Regions from separate parts of the Homo sapiens genome. Here region 2 is linked to region 1. A link is a loop called in an ENCODE intact Hi-C map of the cell type or tissue named here. Cell type or tissue: HepG2. All regions are shown on one strand. Links, peaks and the distances in the headings refer to the core of each region. The heading gives the core; the rest is flanking DNA.

Region 1 (8,634 bases), core at 635-8,634:
TACCCCACCCTAATCTAATCCATCAACATCTTCTCTCAGCCTCACCTCTGAAATATAATTCAAATCCATCTCTCTTCCTGTCCACTGCCATCATTCTAGCCAAATCTCCATTCTCTCTCTTGCCCAGGTGACTGCAGTAGTCAGGTAATTGGTCCCCCCATTCCTCCCTTGCAAACATTCACTCCATTCCCACAGCAGCCCACAGGATCTTTCTACAATATCAATCCAGCCATGCTACTTCCTTGCTTAAAACCCTTCAGTGGCTTCCCTACACACTGGGAATAAAACCCAATCCTCAGCTCCCTATCTTGCCAAGTGAGTCGTAGGCAAGTTTGAATACAACACTGTGTGAAGAGCATGTATAGAGCCTGGTCCATCACAGCTGCACGTGGAGTGGATGTTCTTGTCCTTACCTCCAGGCTATTCAGCCACTTTCAGGAAGTTCTTTTAGGTTAGAAAGTTCTTAGAAACTGGCCCGTATCTACTCTGCAACTTCATCTTTAGCCACTTGCTCCTTGCTCCCTGTGTCCCTTCCATATTAGCTTCCGATGGTATTTAAAACATATAATACCAAGACACCCTTCTGCCTCCAGGCTTTTGCTCATTCTGGCACCTAGAATATCCCCCACAGTTCCTCCCATGGCTGGCTCCTCGTCTCACAGTGCTCAGTGTTTCAGAGCTGCCTCCTCCAAGGCTGTCCTGACCAAGGTGCCAATCCCCACCACACCCCGAGTATTATCGTCAAGGAAGCCTGTGTTTCCTTTGTAGCTTGTGTCACAACCTGCCATTTGACATTTGCTTGTTGAGTCTGTTTTCTTTCTCTCCCACCAAATTATATGTTTCCCATTGGTTTTATGTGCTTCTTTACTCCCCCAGTGCTTAGGGATGTGTATTGTCTATAAAAGCTCCATAGGTGTTCACTAAGTGAAGTTTAACAAAGAGCCTTCCCTGGTATGCCCAGCTGGAAGCCATCACTGGGTCCTCTGAATTCTCATAGTTCTTCATCTCCCCTTTATTAGAACACATCTTGCTTTGTCTTTTGCACTGGGATTACTTGTACAGAGAGGCAGGGTGGTTAGAACCAGACCCCTGCATTCAAATTCCAACCCTGCTACTCCCAGGGTCCAGAACAGTGCCTGGCACAGAGAAAACAACATAAAGAGTTAGTACTACTGTGCTTTGCATTATCCCCCAGCAGGAGCCAAACTAAAGTGTTTTGAGGGTAACATTACACATATGACCAGGCACAGTGGCTCACGCTTGTAACCCTAGCACTTTAGGAGGCCAAGGCAAGAGGATTGCTTGAGCTCGGGAGTTCAAGACCAATCTGGGCAACATAGTGAGACCTTGTCTCTATAAATTAATATTTTTTTAATTAAAAAAACTATACATAGGATTTAGTATTTGATAACTTCCCCAAGCCTAGCTCAGGACACAAAGTAGATGCTCAATAGACAATAAATAAGAGCGCTAAGTGCAGTGGCTCATGCCTGTAATTCCAGCACTTTGGGAGGCCAAGGTGGGAGGATCCCTTGAGCCCAGGAGTTCAAGATCAGCCTAGGCAATACAGTGAGGACTTGTCTCTAATAAAAAATAAAAAGGCCGGGCATTGTGGCTCACACCTGTAATCCTAGCACTTTGGGAGGCCGAGGCCAGCAGATTGCCTGAGCTCAGCAGTTCGAGACCAGCTTGGGCAACGTGGCAAAACCCCATCTCTACTAAAAATACAAAAAATTAGCTGGGTGTGGTGGCACACACCTGTAATCCCAGCTACTCCAGGAGGCTGAGGCATGAGAACCACTTGAGCCCAGGAGGTGGAGGTTGCAGTGAGCCAAGATTGCACCACTGCACTATAGCCTGGGCAACAGAGTGAAACTCTGTCTCCAAAAACAATAAATAAAATAAAATAAATAGGCTGAGGACAGTGACTCACACCTGCAATCCTAGCACTTTGGGAGGCTGAGGCGGGTGGATCACAAGGTCAGGAGATCCAGAACATCTTGGCTAACATCTTGGCTAAACCCCACCTCTACGAAAAATACAAAAATTAGCCAGGCGTGATGGCACGCCCCTGTAGTCCCAGCTACTCAGGAGGCTGAGGCAGGAGAATCATTTGAACCTAGGAGGCAGAGGTTGCAGTGAGCCAAGATCGCGCCACTGCACTCCAGCTTGAGCGACAAGAGCAAAACTCCGTCTCAAATAAATAAATAAATAAATAAAAATAAAAATTTAGCTGGGCACAGGGGCTCATGCCTATAATCCCAGCACTTTGGGAGGCTGAGGTGGGTGGATCATTTTGTTAAGCTCAGGAGTTAAAGACCAGCCTGGGGAACACGGCGAAACCCCCAGGCGTGGTGGTGTGCACCTGTATGCAGGATGCTGAGGCAGGACGATTGCTTGAGGTTGAGGTTGCAGGGAACCATGATTGCCCCACTGCACTCCAGCCTGGGCAAAAGAGTGAGATCCTGTCTCTAAAAAAATAAATAAATAATAAAAAGAGCTAAATTTTATTATGAGTTTGTATTGCTCTAGGTTCTAAACTGTTCTAAACATCTTACATGTATCAGCTCATGTAATCCTCACAATAAGTGCCATTATTATTCCCACTTCACAAAGAGGAAACTGACTCATAAGGAATTAAATACTTTATCCAGGGACACCAAGTAATTAAGTGGAGTGGCTGGGATTTGAACACAGGACACAAGCAACTAAGCCTTAACAACTACAAGATACTATCAAGTGTAGACCAAGTTGTTACAGGTTTATGAGGTCAGAATCAAAGAAGACAGCAATCTATGTTGTACAACTGGGGCTGGTTAAATAAACTCTGATAGTATCTTATGTAGCCATTAAAATGATGATATAGATCTACATTTATATTGAATGACATTCATGACTTGTTTGTTTGTTTCTTTACTCCATACCTCACCTGGACTGAAATAATTTTTAAAAGCAAGCCAGAAAGCAGTAAAATAAACCTGCACACAAATGTTTATAGCATCTTTTGCATAATTGCCAAAAACTGGAGGCAATTGAAAAGGTGAATGGATAAACAAATTGTGGTACGTCAGTACTATGGAATATTATTCAGCTATAAATAAGAAATGAGCCATCAAGCCACAAAAAGACATGAAGGAATCTTAAGAGGCATATTGTTTTGTGAAGGAAGCCAGCCTGAAAAGGCAACAGACTATACGATTCCGACTATATGACATTCTGGAAAAGGCCAAACCATAGAAACAGTAAAAAGATCAGTGACTGCATGGGATTAGAGGGTGAGAGGTGAACAAGGGGATCACAGGGGATTTTTTGGGCCAATTGTTCTGTATGATACTGTAATGGTGGATATGCGACATTATGCATTTGTCAAAACGCAAAGAACTTCACGCCACAAAGAGTGAGCCTTAATATAAGCCATGAAATGTAGTGAATACTAATATATCAATACTGGTTTATCAATTGTGACAAATGCAAGATATTAATAACAGGGGAAACTGAGGGAGCGGTGGGAGGTTATATGGGAACGCTGCACTAGCTTCCCAAATTTCTGTTAACTGAAAACTGCTCTAACAACTAAAGTTCGTTAATTTAGAAACAAACAGTATCATCGCAGGATATTTCGTGTTAATGTACATCTGTGTTTTTTGTGTACACAAAAAGTCAGGAAGGACATAACCAGAATTAATAGCAGTTGTCTCAGCCTGGTGGGATTAATAGAGATCTTTCTCCTAGTTCTACTTGTTATTAACAACAGCATGCCTTTATCCTGTAAAGGAGTAAAGTGGGGCAGTGGGGGCTGCCCAGGACCGGGGACCAGCGGGCCCAGGAGCGGTTGCTGCCAAGCGACTCCGTGCCCCTAAGGGCACCGCAGTCCTCAGCGTCTGCTCCGCCCACCCCGTCCCTCAGCCTTTGCAACTGCGGGTCCCGAGGTTAGCAAAGAGACCAGAGAATTCCTCCGGTGCGATTGCGTCTGCACACGCGGCGGGCGACGGGGAGCCGGCAGGGCGGGCGGGGTCGGAAGCGGGGCACAGTGGGGCTCGGCCTGGGGCCGTGGACGCTCCGTGCAGCTGTGGGGAGGCGGGGGCGGCGGCCGCGCCCGCGATGCCTTCAGTTTGCTGGAATGTTCCTGCGGCAGAAGTGTACTTTGTTCCAGGGATGGGGGAGGGCGGAGCGGGGGCTGGGCCCCAGCGCGTCCTGGGACTTGGAAGGCTGCCAGCTTTCCGTTCCCAGGGTGCCTTCTGGCGGGGGCGGGCGTTGTCTGGTTTTCAGCATGGGCCGCTGTGGGGTTCTGGAGGGAACCCCTGGATTCCAGCGCCATCCCTGCCACCGACTAGCTGCAGGTCCCTGCGTGGGGTATCTTAACCTCTCTGGGCCTATATTTCCTCATCTGCAAAATGAGGCTAATCACATTAATAATAATGCTGTGATGGTTATAGCCGGGCACTGCTGTAAAGCACTGTGAGGTGCTCTCTGCTCGCAGCAACCTTTGGAGGTAGGTGCTGTTAATATAACATAATTACACTCTTAGTAGACTAATACTCACTTGCTGCCCAGGCCCTTTGGAAAGCGTAGATGGTCTGGCTGTAGAAAACCTGGTCCAGCCTCCTTCCAAGTAGTAAAACGTGCTATTATTATTTTCACTTTAAAGATAGGGACGCAGGAGCTCAGGAAGGTTAAACAACTTGCCCAAGGGCACACAGCTCCTAAGAGGCCATCCAGGATGCAAACCCAGCACTTTGGGAAGCCAAAGTGGGAGGATCCCTTGAGCTCAGGAGTTCGACACTAACCTGGGCAACATAGTGACACTCCATGATATTTAAAAAATATATTTTAAAAAAGGAAAACAAAAAGGCGGGGGACGCAAACCCAGTTAGTCGGTGAAGAGCCGCCACTCAACCTCTACAGAAACTGCCTCACTGCTAGTGTCTGGAAGCCCCATTATAAGCTTATTTGGACATTGCAATCCATGCAGCAATTCTGGGAGAAGTTTCACAAATAATAATTATTAATACTAAGTAATGATAATTATCACCAATTGAGGGCCATAATTTCAACACCATATATGTGCAACAATTATTTTTCCCATTTTAGAGATGAAAGAATCCAGGCGCCAGGTCACTCCAGTTCAATGGGGTGGAATCCATTCATCCTGAAGCGGAAAGGCAGCAACAACTTAGCTCTCACCTCCTTTGATAGGCAGGCCGACTCCTCCAGAGTCTGATTATGCCAGCCAGCCAGGAAGAGCAGCCCTTCCTTCCCCAGACATTGTCAAAATCAACTTTGCCTTGCCTGGTAATCTGAGGAGCTTCTAAGCTGCGAGGGTGTAAGGAGTCTCAGATGATATCTAACACCAAGCTGGGGAGTTGCTCTCCTCTCCCGGGTCTGCTGCTTCCAGGAGCCCGGTTGCCTGGTGCCTGTGGAAACGTTTCCTCCACTGAGTCTACCCAGAGGATGGAGGCAGAGTGCAAGACAGTTGCCCTAAATTGTGGACAAAAGAGAGCTCTGCAGCCGAAGCTCCGTGTCCCATTATCACTAGGCTCCTGTCCCCTCAATCGTATGACAGAAAAGTCATTGGATTCTCAGCCTCCTCCTCGGGTTAAAAGGCTGCCTTCTTTTAATGCAAATGTTGCCACTGCTTCTGGGCAACCCATCCTCCATATATTCTCAACCTCATGGGAAAGAAAAAAACTCTTATCTTCTGTAGTAAGCTTAAATGTTTCACGAATGAAGACAGTTTGGCAAATAGCCACATATTGCTATTGCTGTCATGTGGGCATGCAGTAGGTGCCGAATAAGTGCTTTGCATATTTGCTCCCTCTGTTCCGAATGTTCTTCCTCTGAATACTGACATGGTTCCCTCCCTCATCTCCTTCAGTTTTTACTCACGTCGCCTTTTCTGTGGGGCCTTCCCTGACCATAATATTTAAATTACACTCTCCCAATAGTCCTGATTCCTTTTCCCTGTTTTATTTTTTCCATAGCACGTATCACTGTCTTACACACTGTTATTTGTATTTATTTCATTTGTTGTCTGTCTTGCCCCCATTAGAATGTAAATTCCAGAAGGGCAGGATTTCTTTCTGTTTTCTTCACCACTGTATCCCCCAATGCCTAGAACTGGAAGGAAGGAAGGGAAGGGGAGAGAATAGCTTCCCTGGCCATTCCAACCCATTGTGGATACCACCCCCTTGGAGAAATGTGCATTTCTTTCCTGCACTATCTACTTGACACTTGGCATATCCTTACCCGCCACCTCAACTCCCTACTCTCCCCCGCCCCTTTGTAACATCTCTTGACAGTAGCTTCCTGTTCTGCTATATGACTTTGCAGATTTGTGTCTCATCTACTTAAGTAGACAGAAAATTTCCTGCCTTACAAGCAGGGGCAGAAGAGATCTGATCTTTGTATCTCCCTAGTACCAAAAACAGGGCTGAATTTCTGTAAGTTCCAGGGCTCCTTAGATTTTAAACAGAAAAAGTCCTCCTTCCTCCATCCCTTCCCCCTCCTTGCTCAGTTCGAATCCTAGTTCATCTCCATTAATATTAGACTTACTACTTAAGTTTGATTTGAAGTTTGATATTTGTTTTAAACCAAATAAATTCACAATGTTTTTGATAAACAACATTCAATATATATCAATGAGGATCAATGTGTGAGCCATTTAATTTCTTAACACAACCACTATATTTTCTCATTAAATGAAACAAAACTGCATACCTTAACTATGTTCTTGCCATAATCTGCACCCTTGATTTTTTCTTTATTCCTAAGAAGAGTTTTGGAGAAATTTCAGTGGCCAAAGTAAGAAAGAGAGGGAGACAAGGAATCTCATTCCCTGGAGGCGAACGAAGCCTGCTGGCTTCCTTTGGTGGTCACCCCACCTTACTCTACCCCTCAAGAATAAGGGAGGTACACAGCTAAAGATAGCTCTTACATAGCATCACACATGATTATAACAAACACCGAATTTGCCCTCTGTCTCCCTCTGCATTTCCCCAGGGCTGGCTCTAAGGTGGGCTGGTGGCACATCCAACTCAGGAGAAGTGGGAGACTGTCCTTGAAAAAAACTAATGACTGTATCATTTTTATCACCTAGGAAAATCTAAAAATGTTCACAAATCAGCATTTAGTTATGTGATTTGAACATGAAATTTCATCATTATATTGCGTGTGTGTGGTGATCTTGGTTCCTGGTATCTGTTAAAATTGAGGTGAAAGGTGCCATTCTGATTGGCTTGAATTTGAGAAAAATACAATTGAACGGGCCCTATATAATTCTCAACAAAAATAACTGCAGAGGCCTGGTATGGTGGCTCATGCCTGTAATCCCAGCACTTTGGGAGGCTGAGGCAGAAGGATTACTTGAGGCCAGGAGTTCAAGATCAGCCTGAGCAACATGGTGAGTCCTGATCTCTACAAAACATTTTAAAAATTAGGCCCGTGCAGTGGCATGCACCTGTGGTCCCAGCTAGTCAGGGGGCTGAGATGGGAGGATCACTTGAACCCAGAAGGTCAAGGCTGCAGTGAGCCATGATCACACCACTGCACTCCAGCCTAGGTGACAGAGTGAGACCTTGTCTCATAAAACAACAACAACAAAAACCCTGCAGGATCCTCATGAGATATGTGGGAGAGATGGATGAATAAATGCAAGCATGAACAGATAGATGAGAGAGGAACTGATCTATGGGTAGGTGGGTAAATTAAGAAATGCACGGATGGCTAAAGAGATGCACAAATGGATAGATAGACATGGTAGGTGATTGGCTATGCCGTGCTCCAGAGGCCCTGGGGCTACCACAGTGCTGACTTCAAAAGTGTTTGCTTACCCTTTGGTCTTCTACCCAAGATTTTGAGCTCCTGGAATGTAGAAATTTAATTGTATTGGTTTTTGTGTCCTGAGCCCCTAGTGCAGTGTCTGGCCCATTAACACAGGTATTAGTCAGGATGTAGTTTTGGCTGCTGTTACATACAACCTCTCATCTGCATGATGGAGCAATGCCAAGTGCACAATGCAGCCAGCAGGAAGGGAAAAAAGAGGAAGGAGAAGGCACACATCCTCTTCAAAGGCACATTTTACTTCTGTTCTCATCCCATAGGCGAGAACTTAGACACATGGCCACACCTAGTCAGAAGCATGCTTGGAAATTTAGTCTTATTCTGGGTGCCTGTGTCCAGTTAATAATCTGTGTTCTAAAAACAGCAGAAACAGGCTGGGCATGATAGCTCCTGCCTGTAATCTCAATACTTTGGGAGGCCAAGGTGGGAGGATCACTCGAGCTCCAGAGTTTGAAACCAGCCTGGGCAACATAATGAGACCCTGTCTTGATTTAAAAAAAAAAAAAAATAGCCCAGAATGGTGATGCATGCCTGTAGTCCCAGCTACTCATGAGGCTGAGGCAGGAGGATCACTTGAGCCTGGGAGGTTAAGGTTGTAGTGAGCCATGATTGTGTGACTGCACTCTAGCCTGGACAACAGAGCGAGACCCTGTCTTAAAACAAAAAAAAAAACCCAGCAGAAACAGATATAAGGCAGTTACTCTCCACTACATAAATTAGCAACAGATTCTTATGTTAAATGAATGAAGAAATAAATGGGGCCAGACACTATGGCTCACACCTATAATCCCAACA
Region 2 (8,000 bases), core at 1-8,000, 62 kb before region 1:
TGTCACCAGGGTGGAGTGCAGTGGCACAATCTCAGCTCACTGCAACCTCTGCCTCCCAGATTCAAGTGATTCCCCTGCCTCAGCCTCCTGAGTAGTTGGGATTACAGGCACGCACCACCACACCCAGCTAATTTTTGTATTTTTAGTAGAGATGGGGTTTCACCATGTTGGCCAGGATGGTCTTGATCTCTTGACCTCGTGATCTGCCTGTCTCGGCCTCCCAAAGTGCTGGGATTACAGGTGTGAGCCACCACGCCTGGCTGGAGATTTTCTTATGTAGGCTATGTCTATCAATAGTTATTGTATTAAACATTAAGATAATTTCAAAAAATGAGTTTCTTAATTTTAAATAATGGTAATAAACTCATTGCATGTTACTATAAATCATATCCTTTTTATGAAAGTTAACTATATCAAAACATTTAGTGAGAAGACTGGCATTGTCTCACATTTTTTCAAATGTGTTTTAATATCTGGCTTAATATAAGACAGTTGCATTCTCATATCTGCTTTGGCATTAAATCTGTTGTGATATGTTGTTTTGGTTGAAGTACATGAAGAAAATCTGGTCTCACAAACACACGTAGTTGAAAAAGGAGGATTATTTTAATAGTCTTTCCAGATTATTATGGCTATTGTTCTTTGATTGTTTACCAAAATTTGACAAGTGGTAGTTTCTGAAAGGTTAGTGGCAACGTGGATTCTAAATCATATCAATGAGGCCGGGTGCGGTGGCTCAAGCCTGTAATCTCAGCACTTTGGGAAGCCAACGTGGGGAGATCACTTGAGGTCGGGAGTTCGTGACCAGCCCAGCCAACATGGTAAAACCCCGTCTCCACTAAAAATACAAAAATTAGCCAGGTGTGGTGGCAGGTGCCTGTAATCCCAGCTACTCAGGAGTCTGAGGCAGGAGAATTGCCCGAACCCAGGAGGCAGGGGTTGCAGCGGGCCAAGATCACACCAGTGTACCCCAGCCTGGGCAGCAGAGTGAGATTCCATCTCAAAAATAAATAAATAAATAAAATAAAAATAAAAAATAAATCATATCAATGAACAATCTATACCGTTACATTAAAATCCATTGGTTTATCTTCCACAAATGATTTTATAACATTATGCATGAGTCTTTGAAAAATATTGGTTCACTAAGTTATGTAGCTCTAATATTAACACATTTTATTAACAGCATCAAAAATCACATTTATTATCACCACCCCTTTCATCACTAAAGTCTTTAAGTGTTGGGAAGCTGTCCAACTCACAGTGGAAAATATAAGTCTTTGGAAATTCTAATGTTTGCTTGAAAGCTTAAACTTTCCCATCAGCGATAGTCTGGATAAAGAAAACATGTTACATATACACCATGGAGTACTATGCAGCCATAAAAAAGCACAGGATTATGTCTTTGCAGGGACATGGATGGAGCTGGAGGTCATTATCTTTAGAAAACTAACACAGGAACAGAAAACCAAATACTACGTGTTCTCACTCATAAGTGGGAGCTAAATGATGGGAACACATGGACACATAGAGGGGAATACCACACACTGGGGCCTGTAGGAGGATGGAGGGTGGCAGGAGGGAGAGGATCAGGAAAAATACCTAGTAGGTCCTTTGCTTAATATCTGGGTGACAAAATAATCTGTACAACAAACCCCTATGATACAAGTTTACCTATGTAACAAACCTACACAGGTACCCCTGAACTTAAAAGTTAAAAAGAAAATAAAAGAAAGCTGAAACTTCATCATTAGTAACAAATACTGTCAGTTTCCTTGAAATGACAGGTTCATTTCATTCATTTTTTGAGAAAATGTCTGAAAATTCCCAAATCTGAACAACCATAGTTTGTCAGTCATTATTTCGAGTAAAAATGATGTTCCCTGGTGGGGGACAGGGCGACTGGGGGACAGTGAATTCAGCTTGCAACACAAACAGCTGCACGAGTGTCTCCTCGGATGGTCAGTGGACTTTGGAATGCAGCAGGGCTTAAGCATACTTCTCATCTCTTCATGCAGAATCTTAAAAAGGCAGGTACGCCAGGGTTGAAATTTAATACAATTTATCATCTTTACTACTTCATTAAGGACATTCTTTAAGAAACTGGCATTTCGGCTCCTCTGAGAGTGTAGTAGTGAAGGACAGAATACCCACCAGGACAGTTCAAGGAGCCACCTCCTTGATCTAAGACACTAGCAGTTTTTACCCACTTTTACTTTTTGCAACATCAGTACAAATGTCAACACTGTGGGAAAAAAAGCAAATTTTGTCTTAGTGTTATTATAAAAATAGCTTTGGCCTTGTGGACCCCTGAAATGGTCTCAGGGATCTTCATGAATTCACAGACCTGCTGACGTGGCATATAATACCTTTTTTGCTGAAAAAAAAAGAAAAAAGTAAAGAAAGAAAGAAAGAAAACCAAAATGTTAAGTGTCTACCTTTAGCAGTAGAAAGCGATAAAGTGATGCTTTTTATTTCATGTACTTTTCTATCTTTTGAATCCTTTACAATGAGTATGTATTTCTTAAGTAATTAAAAACACTAAAGAAAAAGATTAAATTTAAATTATAAACAACAATTACAGCATACTTCGAGAATGTAAAATGCCCCTTAGTAGTACCCTCATACTGAAAATATGAAGAGATTAGATACATAAAACAGGAAGCTTAAATTATTAAAAAACAAGACAAAACAAAAACCTCACCCGAAGAAATACCTTATTTCCCACAGGACTGGAGGAAGGAAGTGTTGCTGTGCGTAAGCAGAGGCAGCCACCAGATTCAGGTGGCTGAAATTAACGACTTTGCTGATACCTTTAGATGCAGTTCAGACATAAATCTGAAACACACTCTCTCTAAACAGCAACAGGATTAGACATGAAGAGTGACTTGACACTTCAGAAACCTCACAGCTTCTTTCTCAGAGGAAAGAGAAAATCAGGCACAGGACCTGGGGCCTACAAAGCAGGTATTAAGTTTCTCTTTTGTGCCTGAAGCTCTCAGCTCCATGCCCTCTTCCCTCTAGGCTTAGCCCCAGTCACCTCTTGCCCTTGCAGTCTCCAGTGCCCTTCTGATCTCCTCTCCTCTGCCTCCGGCTAAGCCTCTTGGTGTGAAAGACCCTGATATCAGTCATCCACGCCCTAGCATAAATGAGCCCCCATTACCAGGCTTCCTCCCTGGTGCATTTGCTTGTCAGGCTAATCTCTGATGATGCAGTACAAGGCTGGGTCCCACAGGCAAGGCAGTTTAGGTGTTACTGAGCAACTGGTGGGGAAGGCTTTCCCCCAGGCTTCTTGAGTCATTCTCCATGAGTAGCTACCCCTCTTTGCTGTGACATCACACTGCAATGCTGCCCCTCTCTGCCGTGTGACATCAAAGAAGTTATGGTCCCTTCCTGGGCTCTGTAAACCAGGTGGGTCAGACTAGTGACCTCCCAGGTGGACCCTGCTCCAGGATTCTGAGACTGAACCCCTTTAATGCAGAGCGGCGGTATCTCAGGCCTTGGGAAATGGCATCTTTGTTTTCTGTTTCTGAATTAAAAGACAATTCAAAGGAAGCTCCCCACACACTCTCCCTGCAGTTTGCCCCCCTTCCCCTTCTCTTCCTCTTGACCTGTGTCTCCAGGGGGAAGATCAAACAAAGAGGTTGCAGAGGGTGGTGGAATGCTGTGTTTGGTTATAATCCCAGGCTGGATGTGATTACAAAGTTCCTGTGCCTGGGGCAACGCACAGGGGAATGTGGTGGGAGGGACACTGAGCTCTAAGAACACGTGCTCCTCCTCATGCCCCACCCACATATGCATGCAGGCCCCACCACAAGACTGTGAGGTGCTGAAGTTTGTCCCCAAACTCCCACCCCCACCCCGTGTGTGCCCCCAGTCGCCTTAAGAGATCTTTTTATGGGTATTTGCTTTTTCCGTAAGGACTACTGGAAGATGGAAGAGGATTCACAAATGACAGGAATAAATAAATGACTTTCTGCTGTACTTATGTCTCGATGTCCATCTTCCTACCTACTGTGACTTCCTCAAGGGCAGTAGTCATGGCTGGTTCCATTTTGTCCCCACTCCTTGCATCATGCCTAGCACACATTTAGAGCCTCGCAAAACTTTGATGAACAGATGAATGAAGAAATGAATGAATGAAGAAACACACTTTTCCACCAAGGTTCAAAAAAATATTTTAAAGGTATTGGATGATTCCCCACCATACGTGACCATGTCACTCAGCAAGTCGCCTGGTCTGCATTTTCTTCACTGTAATTCACAAAAGCCTGGGCCTGGAGGAGAGCTGGTGGTGGCTCAAGAACATCAGGATAAAGATCCCGTGCTGGTGCTTCTAGGTCACATAAATCTAAAACACACTCTCTCTAAACAGCAACAGGATTACACACTCTCTCGAAACAGCAACAGCACAAGGTCACTTGTGATCTTGACAAAGTCACTAGTCCTCTCTAGAGCTCAGTTTCAACTCAAAAATAGGGCTAAAAATATCTGCTTTGAGTAGTCTGTAGGGAAGCTCTAAGACTCCAGGTATGCAAACATGATTTGTAAACTACAAAGTGTATTGCAGCCACAAGGACCTAACACTACTGTATTATTAGTAGTATTATAACATTATTGTTATTATTTTAGAGACAGGGTCTCACTCTGTCACCCAGGCCAGAGTGTAGTAGTGGTACAATCACAACTCACTGCAGCCTCGATCTCCTGGGCTCAATCCATCCTCCCACCTCAGCCTCCTGAGTACCTAGGACTACAGGCATGCGCCCCTACATCTGGCTAATTTTTTTAAAAAAGTTTTGTAGAAATGGGGTCTCCCAAAAAAAAAAAAAAAAGAAATGGGGTCTCCCTATGTTGCCCAGGCTGGTCTTGAACTGCTGGCTTTAAGCAATCATTCTGCCTCAGCCTCCCAAATTGCTGGGATTACAGGTGTGAGCCACCACGCCTGGCTTATTTTCTTATTAACACTAGATGAGCCATCAGAGGCCCAGAGAGGCTAAGCAATTTGTTAAGCGTCACCCAGGAGACACATGACAGACTTTGACATGCAGCCCAGTGGACACTGCGCCTCCAGGTGTACTTCCCACTCAGTGCCTGACTTCTTCACCCCCTTAAAGACTCACAGCACGTAAGAGGAAGGACCTTTATTTTGATCATCCAGCAGTGCCTTGGAGCAGGCGGGACCATGAACTCAACAAGGCATCCTGGTGCTGTTTGTAGGGAGATGGTTGTCTGTCTGGGATGAGGCCAGGCTCACACTGACTCAGACTGAACTAGACCATCCCTAAGTATCTTTCCAGGCCTGAGCAAGAGAATCTAAGACAGGGCCCCTGTCCTCCAGCAACAGAAACTCTAGTGGTTTCTCCAAGGCCTGAATATTCCCCGTGAGACTCTCTGGTGTAAAAGTCCTCAGTGTTACAGTGCACAATGGAATTTCTTCCCTTAAAGAGTCATAGAATGGAAAGAAAGTTTTTTTAAAAAAGAAAACTTGGCAATAAAGTAGCCTACTTGGCACCTCTATGTAGAGAGTAACAGGATCCCTGGCTCTGTGCCCCGATGGTCCCCTCCCTGCCCCATTAAGGCCAGGAGCCCAGGCTGGGGTTCAGAGTGTCCAGGGCCTGGCAACAAGAGCGTGTCTACCCCCATCAGCCTGTACACAGCGTTATCAACTCCTGCTGCACAGGACGTCCCGGGAAGGCTGGGGGTGGAGACGCTTTTACCACCTAAGGGACCTCACGTGGATCAGTCACCACTGTGGGCTCCTACCCAGGAGTTAAGGAAGGGCATCCTGCGGTCCTTGCTGGGCCAGGGGAGAGGCAGGAGCACCTGTAGGCAGACGCTTCAGGTCAGGATGAGGTCACAAGAGCAAGTGGCTGGGCAGCAGATTTGGCCATGTCCAGACAGTCAGGCCCATCCACAGCCCCTTTGCCATTGCTTCTCTGTGATTTGCCACCGTCTGCAGGATGCCTGATTGGATGTTGTGGGAGGTGGAGCAGCTGCCATTCCCCTTTGTAAAGACAATAGGAGCATGGTTCGGGACCCAGTGGTGGCCTCCTGGAGTCTGTGGCTTGCTGAGGTTGGTGGTTTCCCTCCCACTCTACCCCCTCCTTCCCTCTTATCTATACCATGAGTAGGAGGAGAGTGGGCTTCAAATCCAGCTCTGTTTACCCTCAGAGCCCACACTCTTAACCCCCACAGTACAGAGTTGTTGGGGAAATCATCTTCAGGCCCTTCCTCCTCTCTGTGCTCCTCTCCAGCACCCCTAGCCCCAGGTGGTCAGGACACTCTTGGTGAGCAGAGGCCTCCCCATTAGGACAAGGGACACAGACAATAAACCTATTCGGACTAGAGTCTTGTGGATCTGATTTATTCTGTATTCAGGTCAGGAGAGCAATCTCAAAAGGGGACCTGGAACAAGAATGATGTCTACAATAAGTGGCCTAAATACCTGTGTGACTTTGGGTGAGTTATTCAACCTCACTGGGCCCTGGGATCGTTGTGTTAGTCAATTCAGGCTGCTATCACAAAGCACAATAAGCTGCGTGGCTTATCAACAACAGAGATTTATTTCTCACAGTTCTGGAGAACAGAAGTCTGAAATCAGGGTACCAGCATTGTTGGGTTCTGGTGAGGGCTCTCTTCAGGGTTGCAGACTGCCAACCTCTTATATCCATACGTGGCAGAAAGAGATCCAGAGAGCTCTTTGGGGATCCCTTTTATAAGGGAACTAATCCCATTCATGAGGGCTTTACCCTCATGACCTAATCATCTCCCAAAGTCCCCACTTCCTAATATCATCACATTGGGGGTTAAGATTTCTACACATAAAATTTGGGGAGATGAAAAGTGTTCAGCTCATAACAATCATCATCCATACCATGATATTATAATACCATCTTTGGCTTGGGGTTATAATGATGAAACATTACAAATACCTAGCACATAATAGAAATCCATATATTTGGAATCTCACACATGCCAAAAGAGAGATCAGGTTTTCTTTTATCTTTTCTTTTCTTTTTTTTTTTTTTTTTTGAGATGGAGTCTCGCTCTGTCGCCCAGGCTGGAGTGCAGTGGCACAATCTCAGCTCACTGCAAGCTCTGCCTCCCAGGTTCACGCCATTCTCCTGCCTCAGCCTCCCGAGTAGCTGGGACTACAAGGCGCCCGCCAATACATCCATCTCATTTTTTGTATTTTTAGTAGAGACAGGGCTTCACCGTGTTAGCCAGGATGGTCTCGATCTCCTGACCTCGTGATCCACCTGCCTCGGCCTCCCAAAGTGCTGGGATTACAGGCGTGAGCCACCGCGCCTGGCGAGATCAAGTTTTCTTTACTGACTTCCTTCTCCTCCATCATGAGAACCACTTCCCTGATTTTAAGTTTCTTGCATTTACCCACAGAGATAGGGGATGTCTTTCCTTGGTGAATGATTTTTAACAAGGTTGTACATGAGAGTAGCAGTAACTAGGGTCTGTGAAAAGATATCAAAGCTAACAGGACTGAGAGGCCCACTTCTAGTCCAACCCTAAAAGGAATCTGAGGGCAGACAGAGGAGGCACCTACATTAGAACAGTCTGTGGTTTAGTTGAAGCTCTCAATACCATAGGTCTGTGTTTCTCTAAATTTCCACCAAAGAACCCTTTATAGTTGCAGAGCAAATGTGTACTGCCAAGAGGTCTAGATACGTATATGGAATTGACTTTCTGCCAGATGGAAATTTCTTAGTGCATGCTTGTGTTCTCATAAAAATTCCCACAGATTCTTGTATTCTATGCCAAAATATATACATATTCAATTTTAAATTAAAAAAAAAAAACCTGTGTCTCCCCACCTGCCATAAAATCTTCAAATTGGCACCTCCAGAAAACGTAGTGTGTTCAGCCTGTGGTTTCATGCTCTGCCTATACTCAGCCCTGGACCCCTCCCGTGGGTGTTGCACCTCCCAGTCTGACAGCATGGCTCAGGAATGTGGGATATGAACCTGGCTGACACTGACATC

Evidence for each region. A loop is a pair of places that touch in the nucleus more often than their neighbours do. Peaks named below come from ENCODE experiments on the same cell type or tissue, not always from the same donor. Only the 100,000 strongest peaks of a DNase experiment are listed, where the experiment ranks them.
Region 2: a loop joins it to region 1, with 4 times the contacts of the local background. A loop is called at or near these places in 10 of 110 quality-filtered maps.

What each region holds. Positions count from the first base shown.
Region 1 is chr15:67,880,251-67,888,884 of GRCh38, reverse strand. No RefSeq gene overlaps it. Among named protein-coding and RNA genes, the nearest start is that of RNU6-1, 45 kb to the right of the region's middle. RefSeq lists a cis regulatory region at 6,064-6,564. In HepG2, for the core only: no CTCF peak of the experiment used is centred there; DNase peaks (open chromatin) are centred at 4,034 and 7,924; H3K4me3 peaks cover 700 bases.
Region 2 is chr15:67,941,804-67,949,803 of GRCh38, reverse strand. No RefSeq gene overlaps it. Among named protein-coding and RNA genes, the nearest start is that of RNU6-1, 110 kb to the right of the region's middle. RefSeq lists an enhancer at 2,385-3,584. In HepG2, for the core only: no CTCF peak of the experiment used is centred there; DNase peaks (open chromatin) are centred at 1,973, 3,663, 5,995 and 7,973; H3K4me3 peaks cover 2,086 bases.